Regions from separate parts of the Homo sapiens genome. Here region 2 is linked to region 1. Evidence: chromatin loops called from intact Hi-C (ENCODE). Cell type or tissue: B cell. All regions are shown on one strand. Region 1 overlaps CDYL (chromodomain Y like). Region 2 overlaps CDYL (chromodomain Y like).

Region 1 (2,500 bases):
AAAAACCTTACGCTATGTAAAAGAAGTCAGTCACATACATGATGCCATTTATAAAAAATAACCGGAATGGGCCATTTTATAGAGACAGAAAATAGACTAGTGGCTGCTTAGGCCTGGGGGGAAGGTAACAGGGGTAAATAGGAAGATGATAGCTAATGGATACTAGATTTCTTTTTGAGGTGATGAAAATGTACAAAACTCAACTGTGGTGACGGACACAAAACTGTATATGCTAACAGCCACTGAATTCTCTAATTTAAATGGGTAAACTGGTATGTGAGTTAATCTCAAAAAAGCAGTTTAAAGAAAGGGGGAAGTGAAATAAAGACACTTTCAGAAGAATAAGAGCTAAAAGAACTTTTCGCAAGAGACAAAAGGAAATTTGAAGGGTCTGAGATTTTACCTGCTTGCAAACTACCAAGCTATAACTTGTTTTTGACATTTTCATGGATGCTGGCAGAAGACAAGAGTCCTCATCAGAGAAACAGTGTAACAGTCACCCCTTATCAGTGGGGGATATACTCCAGGACCCCCTGCCAATGCCTGAAACCTCGGATAAAACCCAGCCCTATATGCACTCTGATCCATCTGATAACTGAACCAGCTACTAAGTCACTAATGAGGTGGTAGCATCTATGGCATGGAGACACTGAACAAAGGAACAATTCACGTCCTGGGCAAGACACATCAAGACAACATAAAATTTCATCACCCTGCTCAGAACGGTACACAAGTTAAAATAATGAATTGGCTGGGCACAGTAGCTCACGTCTGTAATCCCAGCACTTTGGAAAGCTGAGGTGGCAGCATTGCTAGAACCTAGCAGTTTGAGGCCAGCCTGGACAACATAGCAAGACCCCATCTCTACAAAATATAAAAAAATTAGCTGGGCATGGTGGAGTACACTTGTAATCCCAGCTACCTGGGAGGCTGAGGTAGGAGGATTACTTGAGCCAAGGAGGTCTAGGCTACAGTGAGCTGTGATCACACCACTGCACTCCAGACTGGGTGACAGAGTGGGACCCTGCCTCAAAGAAAAAAAAAATTATAAATAGTTTCTAAAATTTTCCATTTAATATTTTTGGGCCATGGTTGAACACGGGTAACTGAAACTGTGGAAAGTGAAAGCTTAAAGGGTAAACGGGGACTACCGCTTTTCCTACCCACAGCAGGAGCAGCTGTCAGCCTATTAGCATTGCTTGTACCGGTTACCTGAGCCTGTAATTCCTACAGGGCAATACAAAGACAGTCAGGTAAAAACTGCTGGAACAATAGGTTACATTACAAGAAAGGATCCCTGAGCTTGGGGATCCCAAATGCTTATAATGGGCATGCCTGCCCACATCCCATCTTTATCCTACAGCGCAGTAAACAAACTTACCTATGGCCTGGAGACACTATCTTGTCTCCGAGGCTAACTGCTTACACCAACACTACTGAAAAGACAGTCCACCACAAATGCGCTCACTCTCTTTTCCAGAGACATACAGAAATGCAAAAGATCCCTGGAGAACTCTCTCCCAACAAGACCCACTCCTTGTATTTATACTGTCTCGGCTTCTGTCAAATTTCCCTCTGAGTATCCACTCCATTAGCTACTCTGATCAATCTAATACAGGCTGGAACCAAATCCACTCAATTTGTCTCACACATCTAATAAAAGCTGCTATCAACAGGACTCCAATTATCATGATGAGCCAAACTAAAATCCTGACCTTAACCATGCTTCCCGGCATCCTGGACCCAGCCAGCTAAAGCAATACCATAAAACATCAGGGTCCACCTTAGCAAGCCACGTGGCTTTCTCCTGAAGCTTCTGGACATTTCCTTTTGGTTGGGGCCACTGACACGGATAATACAAGATGTGTTAGCAATTGCACGAACTGTGTCTTGGCCCAAAGGAGGAAATCTACAGCAATCCTATCATCCATTAATGAATGCTTCCAGATGCTTTTATGGATCACTTTAGAGAACGTCATGGACAAATTTCCTACCACCATGTCTATGGCTCTCACAGTGGGGAAAGCTACTTGTAGGATGCACACACATGGTGAGTCAATGATCCCTCTGGGGGGCTGCCCCAGATACTCAAGGGTAGACTCATTTTGGAGAGTTTGCCACTGTTCTATGAGGACTACAGGATCTGATGGAGTTTTTTTCTTTACATACTCAAAGTTCTCTGATGATCACTGCTAAGGTGCAAGTCACTATGCTTCTAGGAGGAAGACAAGGGAGATAATACCTGCCCTTCACAGAGGGAGAGTGCAGTCTCAGTGTTGCATTGGTCCTGGAAAGTGCTGCTTACAATTACCAGTGAGCCCTGCATCATAGGGGCATAGGCTGACAGTGCCTTCAACAGAGCTTTCTAGATGGCTATGGCTCTTAAAGGTCTACAGCTCAGTTCAATCACTGAGTCTTGCCCTTGTTTTTGGAAGAACTGCCTGACAGTGGTCAGTCCAATCTATCCTGTTTGCCTGCTCCACCAGTCAGGTGGCACTCA
Region 2 (2,500 bases), 95 kb after region 1:
ACTTGAAATCGTTGATGACAGTCAAAAATTGCTTTCCATGATGATGCATTAAATACATTCTTCCTGCAAATTTGCTTAACCTCGTACAAAGCTTATTCATTTTCTATTCTGTAATTAGTCACTCATTTTTGGGTCCATACAAAAGATTTCCAAGGTGCTGTACACAGGAAACCTACTGGCTGCCTTTGAAATTACAGGTAATTAGCTGAGCCTTCCTATTCTACTTCCATAAGCTACATTACAAAATGTCATTGCTTTAGTCAAGTCTGCTCTGTGTTCTGCTTAATGATCCCATGTATGATGACCAGGGGAAAAGGCAGATGAGGAACTCAAATGTCCGCCTACTTTCCAAAAGCGCTTCAGAAATTCTCCTAACTCTAGTCCTCATACCAAGAAAAATGAGTTTGTTGTTGTTAAGGTCACTAGTATGTGTCTTGGAGAAAAATAACATCTAATGTTCTCAAGCAAACCCAAAACCACAGCAGTAACACCTCCTGAACTCTGACAAGCTTTTATACAGCATGCAAAAGGTCACTTACACATAGTATTAAGTCCCATTGTTAACTGCTCACTATACATTTGTTAAGTAAAAAGCTGTCTTCGTATTTAAAAGGTTTCATTAGTACTTTATAAACTCAAGGCTTTCAAATACCACCACCCTTAACAAACACTTACTGAAAGAGTAAATAGCTTCTTGCTAATACAGCATATATCCAAAAGAGATAACTGAGGAGAACAGCAAATCTTCCTATATGCTTGTTGCTTTTTATCATTATCAATATCCACACAACACCAGCCTAGCAAAACCCTGACAGGATGATGTCCTCAATGATGTACAGCAGGAGAGAAAACCCATTCTCCAGCAAGGACAAATAACCCACAGGGAAGGGGGAGCACAAAGGCATAAAGGGCAGCTTTCTGTCGTCTGAAAGGCGATTTGTTTTAGAGGAACAGGAGGATTTTATTGTTCACCTGATGTCTTTCATTAAGAACAGGAAACTACACTTCTCTGAATGGTTCAACTCCCCATTACTCCATGGAGTGCTGCGGGGGCCCTACCCAGGGGCAGGTGAGAAGAGTAACACCCAGAGTAGGTGGGAAAGAGCCAGATAGGGCCAAAGGCAGGAGAGCTAGGGAAACAGAGCAAAGTCATTTGGGAACAACGCTGAACCCAGAGTTCAGATAACTGATTCTACAACAATTTTTAGTGGCAGGTGCTTTCTGATGCACATGGCCCCTCAAAAGCTCACAGAGCACTGCAGAGCTCCTCAAGGACTGTACTGGGTAGCAGCCATTTAAGTTTGAATCACTGGAGTTCCTGCCCACTGGGAGTGGGGGAGATGCCTAGGGCGGGGAGGCTGCCAGGGCCAGGGAAACAGAAATAAAACCGGCCCAGCAAGACAGATGTGGTGCGGAGGGCCCACCGTGCCCAGAGACACCACTAGGGGAGAGAAGCGCAACTGAAACCCAGGAGCAGCCAGGCGCGGCAGGTCACGTCTGCAATCTCAGCACCTTGGGAGGCTAAGGAGCAGATTGCTTGAGCCCAGGAGCTCGAGACCAGCCTGGCCAACATGGCGAAACCCCGTATCTACTAAAAATACAAAAATTAGCCAGGCACGGTGGTGCACACCCATGGTTCCAGCTACTCGGCAGGCTGAAGTAGGCAGATCACCTGAGCCCAGGAGACAGAGGCTGCAGTGAGCAGAGATCATGCCCCTGCACTCCAGCCTGGGCAACAGAGCAAGACCCTGTCTCAAAAACAAACAAACAAAAAACACGAAAACCAGGAGCTTCTGCATGAAGCAGTATGGCTTGGCTATTCCCGGGACAGAATGTAAAGCCAGGAGGAGCAGCACCTGGCCCGCCATGTAGCTACAAGACAGGGAGGGCTCTAACTCACATAGCTTCACCTTGAGGGACAGGGCCAGAGGCTGGTCCACCTGGCACAATGGAGGAAGCAGCAACATCCTTCATCCCAGAACAGCAGAGCAAAGCCTGCGGGGATCCTAACAGGTGGGGTGGGAAGGGGGCTGGCTGTTCGACAGGCAGACCACAAATTCCGGAGAAACACGGGTCACACTAGATATGAATTACACACTTCTGCTGCCGAATGGTGGTGGGGAAGCACAGAAAGGATTGGAATTTCCATCCTTACAGTTCCCACCCCAGTGACCCAGGAGAGTGAGGGCTCAGGAATATGGTGGGGGAGGGGTGGTGTTTCAATCTTTGAGAGTTCCTGACCCACCTTCAGGGCCTAGGGACGTCCTTATTTGCCCCAAGGGTTCCTTTTCAAACTCTAAGGGAAGCACTTTTCTTCACAGAGACCTGCTCCACTACTGAAAAGCCTTTTTTTTTTTTTTTTTTTTTTGACAGAGTCTCACTCTGTCACCCAGGCTGGAGTGCAGTGAGGTGATCTCGGCTCACTGCTAACTCCACCTCCTGGGTTCAAGTGATTCTCCTGCCTCAGCCTCCCGAGTACTTGTGACTACAGGCACCACCA

Evidence for each region. Hi-C counts contacts between places; a loop is a spot of excess contacts. Peaks named below come from ENCODE experiments on the same cell type or tissue, not always from the same donor. Only the 100,000 strongest peaks of a DNase experiment are listed, where the experiment ranks them.
Region 2: it touches region 1 in a loop (1.9-fold over the local background); 2 of 110 quality-filtered maps call a loop at or near these places.

What each region holds. Positions count from the first base shown.
Region 1 is chr6:4,883,543-4,886,042 of GRCh38, reverse strand. All of the region lies in intron 1 of CDYL (chromodomain Y like), which reads right to left. Among named protein-coding and RNA genes, the nearest start is that of CDYL, 110 kb to the right of the region's middle. In B cell, no CTCF peak of the experiment used is centred here; a DNase peak (open chromatin) is centred at 1,182; H3K27ac peaks cover 1,067 bases.
Region 2 is chr6:4,788,349-4,790,848 of GRCh38, reverse strand. All of the region lies in intron 1 of CDYL (chromodomain Y like), which reads right to left. Among named protein-coding and RNA genes, the nearest start is that of CDYL, 13 kb to the right of the region's middle. RefSeq lists an enhancer at 1,581-2,125. In B cell, CTCF peaks have their summits at 1,016, 1,221 and 1,421; a DNase peak (open chromatin) is centred at 1,458; H3K4me3 peaks cover 486 bases; H3K27ac peaks cover 550 bases.